Linked DNA regions of Mus musculus: region 2 is linked to region 1. Evidence: chromatin loops called from intact Hi-C (ENCODE). Cell type or tissue: left cerebral cortex. All regions are shown on one strand.

The links. Hi-C counts contacts between places; a loop is a spot of excess contacts. Peaks named below come from ENCODE experiments on the same cell type or tissue, not always from the same donor. Only the 100,000 strongest peaks of a DNase experiment are listed, where the experiment ranks them.
Region 2: it touches region 1 in a loop (2.2-fold over the local background); 3 of 42 quality-filtered maps call a loop at or near these places.

The regions. Positions count from the first base shown.
Region 1 is chr2:106,191,310-106,199,309 of GRCm38, forward strand. All of the region lies in intron 3 of Dcdc5 (doublecortin domain containing 5), which reads left to right. Among named protein-coding and RNA genes, the nearest start is that of Dcdc5, 110 kb to the left of the region's middle. In left cerebral cortex, a CTCF peak has its summit at 3,312 (motif pointing left); a DNase peak (open chromatin) is centred at 3,290.
Region 2 is chr2:106,078,212-106,086,211 of GRCm38, forward strand. Dcdc5 (doublecortin domain containing 5) reads left to right here and starts at 2,788. Exons shown (of 24, transcript NM_177844.2): 1 at 2,788-3,029. In left cerebral cortex, a CTCF peak has its summit at 3,998 (motif pointing left); a DNase peak (open chromatin) is centred at 3,972.

The sequences.
Region 1 (8,000 bases):
GAGAATGCAATGAGCTAGTTAATTGGTTGCTAGCTGACCTTTGGCTGATGTTGGCTCCAGTGAAGCATCTGTTGGGACCAGTGTTCTTCCTTCCTTTCTTCTATTCTAAGAAGGTGGGGAATAGGAGTCAGGTGAGACACCAAGTCTAAGGGGGAAACAGAGCCCTTTTTTGCTTAGTGCTATTGATTTTACAGCCAATTGCTCGTACACCTTCAGACAGTTAGTTGTTGCTTTATACATGTCCCTTTACATGTGTCCACACATAGATATTTCTATTTTTCTATGTGCTCATTTATCAGGTGTATGAAAATGGTAAAGATATCGGAGCGGTTTCTGTTTACTACCGTAGAAGAGATTTAGAGTCTGATAGCCAAATTCAAAGTGATGATACAATGCAAAGAGCGAGTAACCGCTTGTGTGAATATGAGTATTCCCTGTATAACTTAGAGTTAATGTAAACACATCTTAAGGCAGCTTATAAAATATAGTCATTTATTGTTCTGCAGGGTGAGGTTCAGTTGAGTGTTGACTCCTGGACCTTAACCTAACCTCATCTCAACCATCACTATCTCTGTATTTACAAATTTGTCTATACTGAAAACTGGTTTGGATACATCAAGATTGTTCTCTACTTATTCATTAATCTATTTACACTTCTTAAAAAATTCCATAGTATTTGGTAGAGGGTATACTCTGGGCATAAGCCAGGCACCCTGAGTGACTGACATAGACAACCATGATCGACCTTGCTCACCTCGGGCAAACGACACTGGGTTATCTTGGGCACTCTTACCTTTGCCCATTTCCCAGACATTTGGGATGCTTTTTTTTTTTTTCCCCAGGCAGAACCAACATGTTCAGGGGCTTTATTTTGGGCTTTTGTCTTGCATAAAAGGACACGGAACACCCCGTTGTTTACAAATTGGGGTTATGCGCCCGAGTGCACACCAGTGTCTTGGTCTCTGTTGCCTCCTCTTTGTTTGGAGGCTCACTCTTTTCTCTACTCAGTCCAGCACCCTCAGACCTACCTCTGTCCGGAGACATTCATGATCTGGTTCATAGAGCCAATCATGAAAGCTGTATCTTAGTTTGGTGGCACTCTCTGGATGACGCTGATCCCAGAGGGGACAGGAAAATGTACTTTAATTTATTAGAAAAAGATCCAGAACCTTAGCTGCTTTCTTTTAATTATCATATTCATGATTATACAAATCACCATGGTGCCAAAGTCCTTCTAGAATTTTCTACCTGTCTCCCACTCTTTCCCCACTATTTTACATGCCAGTAAATACTGAAACTTGAGGTGCCTTATACAGGATATAACTGTTATCCCATGGAAACTTTGCGTATTGACTAATAACTCACTGAGACTATACTTTGTTTTAGCCTGCAAGTAAGTAGGGGTGTGGCTTGCAGACAATTAACTAGGGGCATCACACAACTCTGTCAGAGAGCAGTCTCCCTTATGTGGACGCTTGTCTCAATTACTACTCTATGACGTTTCCTACTCTACTCAGATCCCAGAGCAAACTCTTATCCCGTAAAGGCCCAGTGATGATAGCTTTAAAGATGAGTGGATAAAGATTATCACAGTTTTAGGTTTCCTCAGCCCAGCTCTAACCAGTGACCTACAGATGGAAGGTGCAAAGGCTCTTACCTCCCGTAACCAGTGACCTACAGATGGAAGGTGCAAAGGCTCTTACCTCCCGTAGACTTGTGATTGCCCATCCCTGGACACCTATTCATGCATTCTGTCAAGTTAGGGAGATGGAGGCTGTGTAGATCCCTGTGAGAGTAGATCTGGTCAGTGTTCTAAGAAGTTAGAGCTTAGAGTCCATATTCTCCACACAGCCCTGGCCTTTGTACACACCCACAGCCCAGAATCAGGCCTTAAACTTTTCATGACTTTCTCCTTTACCAAAAAGTGATATCTATAGAGCGAAAGCCTTATGATTTTAAAAAATGACTGGCATCACATGTTTCCAGAAATCAAAGCAAAACAGCTAAACTAAGCTCAAGAGTTGAGGGCTTGGGGAACTAAATGCAAGGCTCTGGAAATAAAACATGAAATATGTTCAAACTTCCTGTGAGGAAAAGAAAGCAATGCAGGTTTTCACTAATGCCTTCACCTCCTAAGCAGCCTAAGAGAGCAGGTGCTGCCGTTCTAATTTGCCTCTGTCGGGTAAGAGATAGAGTTAATATAAGATAAAAAGAAATATTCATCATTTCCAGCTCTTTGAGGCTCTAACCAAAAGTTTGGCTAACAAAGGGCTGATTGACACCAGTGTTACCTTCAATTAGGGCGGGGCTTAGCTCTGATGTTTTCTGTAAGTGTAGTTGTTGACCAAAAAGAGTAATGCACTATTGCACTTAGTCAAGGCTTATGGCCAATGAAGTGAGACACCCAACATGTTTATGGGACTGAAACGTCTTTTCTTCCAAGACACAGCATTTAGCACTCATCAGCGTGCCTTTGGCAGAAATTAATGAGAGAGAGAGAGAGAGAGAGAGAGAGAGAGAGAGAGAGAGAGAGAGAGATCTAAAAGACTACATCCCTGCAGGGACTACAGAGTGATAAGAAATCAAGAAAGTACAAGAACTGACAAGGGAGAGAGGAAAAGGAGGCCTGTGACAGAAGGCTGGGGGAGGGGCCGAGTGATGGATAACGTGAGGAGCCAAGCAGGGGCGGGAAAGCTGAACAAAGGTGACAGATGATAATGAAGGATGTCTTTTTAAAGTACCTCACAGGCCACAGTTCCACTGGATTTACTTTACATTTGAATGTGTTTTAAATATGAACCCTCTTCATAGCTTAGTCTCTGGCTGCAAGGAGCTGGGCTCTGACAAGGCTATTATTTAAAATGGGGAGTGGCTTCACCTCACACTCTCACTCCAGTTATGTCTTACGACTCCCAGGCATCGGTCCCTGAAATCACTCCCAAGGTTTGCAGGGCTTGAAAGTAAAATACTCACAGAAGAGCTCTAAAAGAGCCGGCAGAACCCGAGAACCGGCACGTTGATTATGTAGTCCTGTAAGCGGGGGAATTATTCTTACACGCCCCCCCCCCCTCCCCCAGGTACCTGGAGCTGCTTGGGGCCAGGGAGCTAGTCTGTTGTAACAGTAAAACTTGAATCTGGCCTGGAAAGACCTAACAAACCGTGCGGCGCAGACATGACAAGCATAGCCCTCATCAAAGAGGATTGTTACCGGGTGTGGAAGCTAAATGCTCTTTCTGTGAGACTGTCACATCTGCCTTCGGGCTCTTTGCCAAAGGGTCAGGGCTCAATCACAAGCCTGTGGCACCCCCTGCTGGTTAAAAGCCCATGCTCATTTTGTTACTTTACACTGAACTAAACATTGCCGTCATTTCACACTTCTTTTAACATTCTATATGAATTTAATTATCATTTGTTTGGACTCCATTTGTTACAGAGCAGAGACAGTTTGTTACAGATGTTCACGTAGCTTATGTCTTCCTCCTCGTCCCCTTCACTTGCCCTCCACCAGCTCCGTCTCAGAATCCACCAGGAGCAGCTTCAAGGTTCCTCCATCAGGTCACAAGGCCTCCATTTTTCTTCAGCCCGGATTTTCGATCAAGAGATTAAGAGTCTACCGCAGCTGAAGAATGGTCAAAAAAGGGGGGCTTTCTTATGGGAAAGCATACAGGTAGGAGCAAGGTGTTCATCCCGTCGGCTTTACCTTCTGAGATTTAGCACTAGTGTAGTAGAATTGAGAAGCAGAGTTAGACCCTTTAAGAATTAAGAAAAACCTTTTTTTTTTTTTGATAAATAAATGTAAGGAACATTTCTTTTTGTAAGGCAGCATTGCTAATAGAAGGAATATGACCGACTCTCTGTCCCTCTCTGTCTCCGTTCCTCTCTCTCTCTCTCTCTCTCTCTCTCTCTCTCTCTCTCTCTCTCTCTCTCTGACTCTCTGTCTTAAAGCCTTGTCATACTTCTTGAGGTCTGCCTGTCAGCACAGCAAGAGGGATTTGTTCATGTCTGAGTAGTCACCTTAATGACGGCAGATGGAAACGCCACGGGGGGCCCAAGCCCATCACGCTGCCGCTGCCTGCCACACACTGCCCTGACCCGCTTCCTCTCCTCTTTTTTTTTTTTTGGGGGGGGGGGTGTCCCATTTTAAAGGAGAAATGGATGGTAATTGAAAAGGATCTTAAGCAAGATTTATGAAGCTGTAGACAACATGATTCCCCAGTATTTCTCTATGTTTTCACAAATAAAGTCTTAACTTCCTAAGCACCACTGACAGGACAGCCCGGGATAAATTGGTAAAGCTCTCCTATCGAAGCTGTGTTTCTCACAGGGCCGAACATTATCTCACAATAATTACTGACTATTTGCTGAGCATTGTGTAAGTTTTTGTGGATTGGTAAATTCCTGCATAAATTTCTCCGCGTTTCCGAAGAAAGAAAAGAATTACTGTATCTAGCCACTGATGGGCTGTGCTCTTGTGTTGAAAAAAAATCTCAGAAATGTATGCGTATTTTGACAGGACATTTCCAGATGAACTCTGAAACTGCTTGTCAGGAAACTTAAACATACTTTTTTTTTTTTTGCCCTGTTTTTAATTTTCTTAGCCCATTGTTTAGAGATAGAACAAAATTGTGTTGCATGTAAGGTATAATTGATCTTGCAGTAACAATAATGAAAACACTAGAGACGGATCGAAATATCAGCCAACGAGGAACTGATTAGATTTGGATTTGGTATTTGTTCAAGTTTTCTAACTTCAAATAACAGTTGCCTTAGAAACCCATGAAGGTGTCGGGGCAGAGGGCCATGCCACAAATGTTGTTTTGTTTGTCCCAATAGAACAACATTAAGACACAAGTTGATTTCTTAAGCTGTCTAATTTATAGAATTAGAATGTGCATAATGGATGATAGCATTTACACAGTAGGCAAATTTCAAGTCAGTCTAAGTTTCACTAGGAGCAGAATTGTTTTTCAATGATGTAAATGGTGATGGGTTTTATAGCAGTAAGGATTTTGGCATAATTTGGCAAGCCCTTCTGATGGCAAAGAACGGCTCTAATCAAGTATGCCTCGTTACTTCCTCTTAATGTTACCAGCAAAGTGAAATCGATGATTGGCTCCATGCCTATATATGTCTGTATATATGAGCAATATATTCTTGAACAATCATATTTGTGAAAACAGTAAGGTTCCACAAATATGGAATATTCTGGAATCAGCTGTGGCTTCAGAACCGTGTAAGTCCATAGATTTGTTTGTGACTCATTTTATTTTAATAAGATGATGCAACATTACTGTAGTTTTGAAAATAAATCACTAATGTGATACAGAGCAAAAGATAACTATGCCCTTATCTTGCCACCAGTGGAATTTTTTTAAAATGGGTATTTCTAAAACTGTATAGTACGTACACTATACAGTTTAAAATACACTGAGAAAATGCACAGTATTGATCTAGTGAATAGCGTTTTTTCTCGGGGGGGGGGTATTTTGGTGCTTATAACTTATTTTGACATAGGAGGTCATACTCATCCGTCAAAATCAGTATCTCCTCCAAATTTTGCATATTTTGAAAAGTTTCAAATACATGACAAGTTGGAAGACTATTACAACAAACATTTTCATGCTCTTCATTTTCATTCAGCCATTTAATGAGCTTTCCTATTTGTTTATCTCTCCTGAAAGTAATTGCAGTCAATTATTAAAATTTTACTCCTTAAGTGCTTCTGGCAGATTGAAGAACGGGACCTTCTGTGTAACCACACTGTATGCCTAACAGTCCATAATAACACGTTATCATCTGACACCCCCTCGGCAGTCAGCTACCCACAGGTGCCTCCGAGCTCGCTGTAACCCAGAGGCTAGGTGGATTTCCTCCACTGCAGCATCTCCTTTTAAGCTAAAACTTTCCCTTCACCTTTATTCTGCTTCTTCCATGATTTTTTTTTTTCAAGAATCTGAGCGCTTTTCTTGCAGCATCTTCCACAGCCTGGATTTGTCTGTCTAATCATGATTAAATACAGTTTCAATACTATTGGCAATGATATTTCATGGGGGACAATACAGGTCCCATTGTAGAATTAAACCCTAAATATTTGTTATCAATCTAGAGAAAAAAATAGCTCATAGAAGACCATACTCTTTATTTAAGATGTTTGATATTTGATTTTATTTCTCAAATTCACTTAAAACAGCAGTATGCTTAGTAATAGTTATGTAAATCAAATTAGGGTAACTACACTTAATTACATTTAGTGATCTTACAAAATATAGTTGTTTGTACTTAGTATTATGTGTTTTTAATTAGTTACACTGGGAAAATGAATTAGATGAACACTTCTTCTCAGTTACAGTCTTTCACTTTTGCAACTTTTAGATGTGCAATTCTTTTTTAACTGCACACGTTGCAACCATCCTTGGGTGCATTATAAATTAGCTAAACAAATTAGAATGTGTATTCACATATCGCTAGAGAAGTTCAAGAATGAAAGCTTTTATTCGATATCGGTATCAAGTACCTTAGTGGTTACTTGTGCTCTAATTTCAATGTATATTATGCAGGTAGCTTAAATATTTTTCCCATTTTTAAAAGATCTCCACTAAATCCCGTTTTGGCTTTGACCTTTGCCCGAGTGACTGCTTTTGACAGAGATGGTATTACTGCTGTATGTAAGACCCTAATGGATGCTGATGCTGTTCCACTATTTGGATGTGATGAGTAAATTAACGTATATTTAATTAAAGTCACCCATCACCTAATTCAGGATTTCCTACAGCGAGAGATCTCAAACACTGAATCCTGGATTGCCTTAAGCAATACTTGTTGCATTGACTTACTTCATGGTCTAATGGGTTCAGGCCTAAACGACCTAGCCATGTCCCTTTGTTTTTAAAGGAATATTTGGGGACAATGAACAGTTTCTGCTTTAAAGAAGTCACAATTTGGTTTTAAAAGCTGTTTGGTGGTTATTTCCAAATGAATAACTTTAAGTTAATTCATTTCAGTACAAAATAGATTTTTTTCCTCTACATTTTCATATTTAAGCCCTGAGTTTAATGATGACAAAGTGAAAATGAAGGCAGTGTAGCAGGGGACCTGTGAGCAGGGGAAGGAAGTCAGGAATCATTGGAAGAATCTGGGAGTTTAACACCATCTTGCTTGTGACTGCCCAGGAACAGATATTATTTATCTCTAAATAATATAAAGTGCCAGCTATTCTGCATTGACTTCTAAATTAATGGTGTAACATTTTTATTTTATTTTCAAACCATAAGTCTATGTTAGCATTCTACAACTCAGAGACAAGAAAATGTTTTGTCCAAACTCACAATGCTGGCACATGGTGAGCCAGGGTTCTAGCTGGCATCTCTGGTCTTAAGGAACTTAGGCTTTCCCACCATGCAGTGCATGAGGATGGAAGCATACTCCATGACTAGTTAAAATGTGACTCCTGGGACTAAGGAACTTAGTTTTCTAATTTATTTAAGTGACCTTAAATTTAAGTAGAAATATGTAACTTGTAAGTAGCGTACTGGTTGTCACAGCATGGCACCTGTGCTAAGTTGGGTTGGGCGACCTCTCTGTATGAAGCGGCCTCTCTGTATGATCTCATCTAGCTTTAGTACTACATAATTTAGCAAATTACATGTCTTTAGTATACAACTAAAAGGATAGCGTAAAGGGCATAACCAAAACTCCGAAAGCATTTTGATGAAGTTCACTCCTAGTCAGGGACAATCGATCCATTGCTAAATCAAACTGGCCTGTGCATCCTCCTGCTCTCTTTTTCTTGGTAGAGAGAAAAATAATTCATCCGAATTCTTTTTTAATGGGCATTTTCCCACTCATAGGAAGATTTATTTTGCATGCAGCAATATTTCCCCAAATTATTAAATTTGCTTCAAGCTGGCTGCAGAAGACGGCTTAGGAGGGAAAGGCACACCAGACACAAGCTTGGTTCACAACTCCAGGTCTCAGAACCTATTTAAAGGTGGCAGGAATGG
Region 2 (8,000 bases), 110 kb before region 1:
ACATAGTGAGACCTTGTCTTGCAGTAGCAGCAGCAGCAACAACAACTACAGCAACAACAACTACAGCAACAACAACAACAACAAACTGAAACCAACCAATTAACTAAACAAATAAGATCTTTTATGAGCATTAAAATACATTAAAAAGTCAGCCATCCCTTGTTAAAATTTATGGTCTGTATTGAAGACTCAAGTGACTCTCAGCAAACCAATTATTCTTTTACATTTCAAAAACACATCTTAGGCTGCCTGCCTCATCCCTCCCCCAAGTAGCACACTGTCCTCCCTTGTGTTGAATACATTTTATTTTCAGCACAGCAGACAGACTGCTTCACGCTTCCTTCCCGAGTATTTAGACTATCATTTTCTTCTGTTTTCTGTACCTTCCTGCTTAGTGGAAACACTGTTTGTTCTTGGATTGTGCTTTGTCTCCCTTTTCAAGATCATCAAAGTTACTAGTTTGAAGCGTCCCCAAAGAAAGGGCCTTCTAATCCCTAGTTCAGAGGCTAACCTTTATTAGTGCTCTCCTGGTAATAATGAGGACCTGCTTCCAGCAGGGAGAGGCTGGAATACTGAACAGATTATTCAACAAGTTCAGAGCAGATTCTGAAGTTCCTTATACAACCTGCTTGTGAATACCGCTTTCTTTGCTTTACTGTTTCTGGTTTCCATAGTTTTCCTAATTATGTAAATCGTGTGGCACATGGGAGTAGTTTTCCACTCAATACCAGTTCTGGCACTTCAGTATACATTGAAGTCTCATTTCCCCCTCCCCCAAATTGTATATATATATATATATATATATATATTTAAATGTTATAAAGATTACAAAGTCTGAAAAGTCATTTTTCAGAAAAATCTAGTAAGTGAGCTTCTGAGGTTGGGCTGAACCTGAAAGTTTTTTTGTGTTTGATAGAGAGGAATAAGACTGATGAATTTCATGAAAATTTCTCAGGTTTAAAGTTGAGTTTAACTCCAGGGTGTAAATCTTCTATGATTACCACCTGCTTCCTAATTTATTTAACTTAATAATTTAACAACTATACTAACTACTATAAGTAGTGCTTTTCAGTATTTGAGAGTTGTGCTGGATTGAGTGGGCAAACAATTAAATCTGTATAAATCAAAACCAAATATGTAGTAACCTATGGATATTGTGTCAGCAAACTGAAAATGCTTATGATTCTAAACTGGGTTTAGTTGTACACAACTGTCATCAAAACTGACTTGTCTTACCCATTTTATTTTTGAAATATTATTATTAAATAAAATTATTATTATTTCTTCTATAGTATATACAATGTCATGTATATTATATTTTACATATATAATATGGTAGAAATATTATATAAATATAAAAATATATAAATATGTAAATATAAAAATATAAATATCTATTATACATATGAAAGTGTAAGACACCTATTTACTTAAAACATATAGAGAAAAGTAGTTTCTCTGTGTGTATAAAAGTGGGCTTGTTAGAATTTCAGGCGTTAGTTTCTCCAACTGGATGACAGAATTCTGCACAGATGTCGTCACATCACGCTTATGTTTTTGATTTTACTCATAGCAGTAGGAAATCTTAACCTCTTAATCTCCAACGTTTTTCTAAGCAGCGAACACACCAGACTTTAAGTTTGGCTTTGGTAGGGAGCTGGAGAACCAGGTGTCCTAAACTGCAAGTTTTCTTAGCTGAAAGTAAGATTTAGGAGAACACAGGTAGCAAAGGCCATTTGCATAGCTCAACCTCTCAGTAGCTCAGCTGTGCTTGATTGCAATTCCATTTCAGTGCTGGGCTTCTTTGCATAAAATATGCAACATATAACATAACCAAGGGCACAGACCTACGCCCTTAGCTTGTGATCTGCTTAATTCATTTTCCTTGCAGAAATATGTGTAAGAATAATATTGCTAGGATCTCTATCTATCTTGCATGTTTATCTTTGGGATCTACATACATTTAAGAAAAGACCATGTTAAATAAAAGTGATATGTATTCATTTTTTTTTCTGGGCCCCAAGATTTTGTTATTTATTTCTGGCTTTTCAGGGGAAAACTAAATTTCAGAAAACATTACCTAGCTGCCATGTCATTTGAGTATTTTACACTAGAAAGACTGTATCAGCTAAGCATGTGCAAAGTGTATAAACATATCTGTCAAGTCCACATGGATGTTACATGACAGGCCCACAAGTAAATATCCTTCCACAGCCCCTGCTGGGATAGCATTCCTGAATCCACCACTAGCTTAAATATTCTGGGGACTTGGGAACACAAAGGCATGAGAAAATCCTTGCTTAACATTCTCCTCTTTTCTATTTAAACAATCTTGTCACCCTGTGTCGTGGGTTGCTTTAACGAATACCAATGATGGGCCTGGGGTAGGAAGGCTTATTATAAAGGTGTGGATCATACTTTATAAATAATTTCCAGATGTGATATTTTGGGTACACGGACTCCTCTACAGGACGCAGGACACTGAAACATCATGGATCGTACAGTTTTTATCAGGACAATGCAAGTAGGTTTTCGGCAAGGCTGGTTCCAACTCATCTGTGATAAATGAGAAGATAAGGCAATCAGTGCACACCATGACACTCCATGCAGCTAGTTAGGCACACTTCAGAACTATTCAGGTGTGCTCACACAGCTTATGAGACTTGCATGGGGGGGGATGTCGCAATATAAATACATCCTTCCTGGTGGCCACTGGTAACGCAGGAATTGCCTCGCTAAGACTTAACCCAGGTCAGACATAAATAATAGATGTTAAGAGTTAGCTCTAGTCTCGAGGCTGCATTCCAGACAGCGTATCTCAGTTGGGTCAAAGGAATCCTTCCCCCTTTTCTCTCCAGTAGTTTCTCTGCTTGAAAAATGCCTGCAAAATTCCATCAGTCCTTTGAGGGGACCACTTTGGGTCTCTAAGGGAGAAGGTTTCAGACCCTTGGGGGCTAAGATGCACGGGCAAGGAGTTCTTGGGGCCTTGTATCAACGGTTAAAGTCTGCAAAAATATTATTACAAGCAGGTAAGCCATCCCTTTTTAAAAAGTACTGTATTATATATATTTTTTCAGATGTATTTGGTTCTATAGACGCAATGATTGGCATTGTGTCATAAAAGAACCGTGACATGTTTTGTGAGCTCAGCGCCTCTAAGGGAGCCAAAAATGCTCTGGAATCTCAAAGGCAGCAAGAAAGGGGCTGATTGTGTCTGTCTTTTGGTATGGAGTGTCATCTGCCTCATCTTTCCTCACTGCTCACTCTGCAGAGGAAAAGCAGATCCTTACATGGTTATTCCAGAGTCAGTAACACCAACGAAGGAAATGAATTCATCTGCACTCCTCTGAAGGCTGAGACTCCTCATTTTTCCTCTGGTGTAAACTCACCTCACTATTGTAGAAATGGGTCTAAAAGCAAATCAGATTCTACAGAAATGAATCGTGAACTAACTTCTCCTCAAGAGAACTTAATTCCATTATACTTATTTAACTTGTGTATTTCAGGATCCAGAGTATAGTTGAATTAATGTATTTGACTAAATTAAATTAGATTTTACCTTTTAATCTCTGTGCATTTATTCTATAGTTGTATGTTTATTTATACACACACACATGTATGTGTGAAGGTAAAGACATATGGTTTTGTAATTAGTTTTGGGACATTTGATTGACTTAAAAAAGGATTTATATTGTAACCAGAATGTTGCAGTTTGGATAATTACAAAAAAAAAAGGTTGTACCATTAAAAAAAAAATCTTCCAACATAACACTTAAGAGAAGCCAACCTTTGTGTTAAATAAGGGTGGGGTTTACATTGTAAACTTGGAGGTTCCATTTTAGAATTTGGCTCATTATCTCAGGCCACCGGCCGCTGATAAATGAATATTTTGAAAGCGTCTCACTATTCACTGCACACAGAAAACTGGAGGGAGCTGGGCTCCAGATGACAGGCTCGGTGTTCACACAGCACCTCCTGCTGTCCACTCGGAGAACTGCAACACACGATGGGCAGAAGAAAGTTCATCAAAGCTCTTGGAACTTCCAGGGACGTCTCAGACTTTATTTTTAGGGAAAGTGTACTTAGTTTCTTTTAATGAGATATAGTGATTCAGAGAGGATTAATAACTACTATAGACAATTTGATTAAAAATCCAGACTGTTCCAATGTTCTACTAGGCCAGCATATACAAAAACCAGTATAAGAAAATTTTTGTTCTTTTAATTGTTTAATATTTAAATATTAATGTTCAATATATAATGATTTTATAAAATAAATGATGCCTTTCTGAATTAAATTTATTTGTAGTTGTGTTTCACTAAGTGAAGGGTTTTAAGTTATTTTCAATGTTAAAAAATAGCATATGGCTTTTATTGTAATTTCAAGAAAAGCACTGTTTAAATAAAATCTGGAGATAAGCACTTTCTAAGTTTTATTAAAAGTGAGGGTTGGTGAGACAGAAGACATCCGGACAATAAGGGCCAACGCCTCTTATTTCTGCCACTCTAAACAAATGCTAAACTCAGGAGTTCAGTTCACTGTGGCAAAAATGCCTTGAGGATTGCTGCTTTAATTTAAAGAGGTCATTACTCAAAATGCTGTCAAGTATAATTTATTAAATCTTAGATGTAAATATGAGCAAAACTTTACATTTTTAGTTAGTTGCAGATTGTTCGTTTAACTACTCTATAAGCATTTCAATATTATGCTAAGTTTAAGAATCCTTAAACGTCTCGTTTCTCTGCTACTTTCTCTACCTCTATGCCTTACTGCATTGTAACAATGTTAAGCTTCATCATGCTATAGGTAAGCTGAAGTACAGGGATGAAAGCAAGGAGGAATGCCATAAGTTTGCAAAAAATTCTATTTTCTTTAGTCACGCATGTTTAATTATATGCACTTGGGTCCTCTTTCCATGGCTTCGATGTTTTTAAAACTCACTGCAGTGGCACTGTTACAATGCCACCTCTGGCCATTGGCAAGCCTGGCCACATCTTTATCTTATGAGTGTCCCCCTCGGCATTAATGAGCATTCATTGAGCTGCACTACTTCACTCGGCCTTCCAGAAAGCTGGTTCTGTTTAGTTTTCTGTCTCACCCTGTTCAGGAATCACCAGACAGGTGAAACGTGGACGAGGGGCGGCTCTTGTTTTGTTAACAATTCTTAAGATTATAAAATTGTAGGACCGGATCACTTTGACATCAGTTCCGTTTAGTCTACTTTTGACATCCCATAGGAAAACCATATTGTTTTGTTGTCTGTTAAACTATAATGGGTTTAAAAATTCTAGAAGCCCAAAGGAAGGTCTCTTAAACAAATCGTTACATTGCAACTTTAAAGGAAAAGTCAGGGCTACTGGTTTTGTATTTATGACCCTAGTAATTTTTTTTTTTTCATTTTAAATTTTAGCTTGGCTATTACAGCCTGGGGCTGAATTAAGCACATTACTTTACAGTGATCTTAAATATATACTGCTTCGTGAGTGTTCAAATGAGATATTATATTTAGGACAGCTTAAAGTCGCTTAGCCTTACATTTATCACGTGTATTTTGTCAAGAGTGGAAACATCTTGGAAATTGCTGAGAGCTAAGCAGAAATCTGTTTAATTGGTAATCTTTGGAACAGCATAACCACTTTTCTATGAAATGTAGTTAACACTTTCATGAGGGCCAGCTCCAGCTCATTAGCATTCTTGTTATGTACTGGTGCTGTTGGTGGGGGTGTTAGAGTAGGAATGCCATTGTGTCGAGTTCCAGTGTTTGGGGACAAACACTGCTGTGGAAGGAACGTGTGAAAAGGCCACAGTCCTGTCAGTGAATGAGCAAGGCTGTGCTTTCTGTGTGCTTCAAGCAGGGAAGCTGTCATTCATGGCTAACACAGCCAAACAGAGGCCAAAACACAAGGCTGCAGTACCTCTTAAAATGATATTAGTGATTTTTAAACACGATCTTCTTTATTTATGATCCTACACAGAGCTTTAGTTGCTGTCAGTAAACAAAATATGTCAGTCTGTTCAGAAATACTGTAAAAAATGAAAGAAAAAAAAAAAAAGAAAGAAAGAAAAAAAAAAAAACCTCCGTGGAAGGGCGCCAGGCAGTTACAGTAATTAGGGCTTGGGCGAACTGATCGGCAGTGTGAGGTACAAGCATGATTTGAGGGGAACTTCATCACTGGAAGCTGCTCGTCCTGATTTAGACAATTTCTTTGATTTTTCTGCTCCTAAAACTAACAAAGTTCCTAGAGATTTTTACATAATTAATGTATAGCAATTTATTTTTTATTAAAAACATTGGTTTTGAAAAGGGCTCATAAACTCTCATTTTTAATCATTTAATACTTTTAACGACCCATCTCAGTTGTTAGAGCTTCTACAGTCACGCATGAGTGTCAGACAGGAAGCCAAGAATTGGCTGCACCACCCCCACTGGCTGCCTTCACCCTGGCCTGTCGGCTTCTGTTTTACTCTGTAACTTTGAGATACAGTGGGACTCTCAGTCCTCCTCCTACATTATAGCACTTTGGAAAAGGATGATCAACTTGGAGTTAAATTTTAGCTTATGTAAAACAAAATGAATAATAATAATAATAATAATAATAATAATAATAATAATAACTCTCAAACATGTCTTAGGCACTAGAGGCTATTCCTAAACTTCACCTGAACAGTTGAAAAACACCAGCAGTTTGTTTTTATGTCTGAAAGTGCACAAAACACTTTATCTCTTTAGTTTGATTTGGAAAATGAGTGCTTGGGTTATTTATATCAGCTCATTACCTAGTCAAGTTGAGAGCTACATGATTTTGGTCTGGGCAATTTAAATATTTTTGTATGTAGTTTTTGTTTGGTAGGCTTGTTGTTTTTTAAAGAAAGCAATTTAAGCAAAGTAACCTTCGTCAGTGTATTTACACGTATTTTTTAAGCTTAATATTTGATACATTGGGTTGAGAAATCCAAACACTGAATTTCTATTTAAAAACTCATATTTCACTGTTCAAATTGCAACTCTATTGTGGGTTTGCTTTACGGCTATACTATTAAAGAAAAAAAAATCAGATAATATCAGTATGCACAGGTTTCACAGTTCAAAACTGAAACATATTTTGTTAATATCTAAATTAAGATTTCCACAGTCTTTTAGATTTAAAAAATTTATGAGCTAAAACCAAATGACTTTACCCATACTTTCAATATGTTTCATAATTAGATATTAAATATAACAACATTGTTCTTATCAGAAATGATTCGACTCAAAATATTTTTGAATTACTTTAGTGCTGGCAGAAATTTGTTCATTATGAAAAGAGAAAAGAATTTAATATTTTATTTTCATAAGCTGTTTGAAAGCATTTTAGGTCCTATGTTTTAGGTCAGCTGAAAGCATCTGTTAGCTTTACTACTGCTAAGAGACCAAGCATTTCATTTGGCTCTTCATGCTGTATGTACCGGACAGAGCAAAGGAAGTGGAGTCTTTTCTTGAGTTAGTCTTTTTGGGATGAAACTTAAAATGTTTGGCTTATCAGCAACCTTCTTAACATCCTTTGACATCTCTAGAGTAGTTTCTAACCCATAAATGTGTTGCCTTTGCAATTACGAGAACAGAGTGGAGGAGTGGAGTCCTTTTGAAAGTGTAAAACTTCTTTAAAGTTTTGATAGGAATCTCTTTTAGCATATTAGATTGTTCACAGTGTATACTGGCTGTTGATTCCCCCTGAAACCAAGCTGCATCCTAGTTACTTGAAGTACTTTAAGAACCTTAAACTTGTGTCTTTTTCTAAGTGTCATGCTTTGAGCAGGCCTAACATCAGTTAAATGAAGTGAAAATTGCATTCTTGTCTTGATAGAGATGAAAATGGATTTCTGGTCATGAAATAGATGTAGTTGTCACTTTTTAAAAAAGGTGTCAGCAGTTTGCTTCAGCGAGTAAGGTGCCAATTCAGTATGGCAGTAAACTTGTGATCTGAGCAATCAATAAAGGCTTCAATAACTTCTGCTTCATT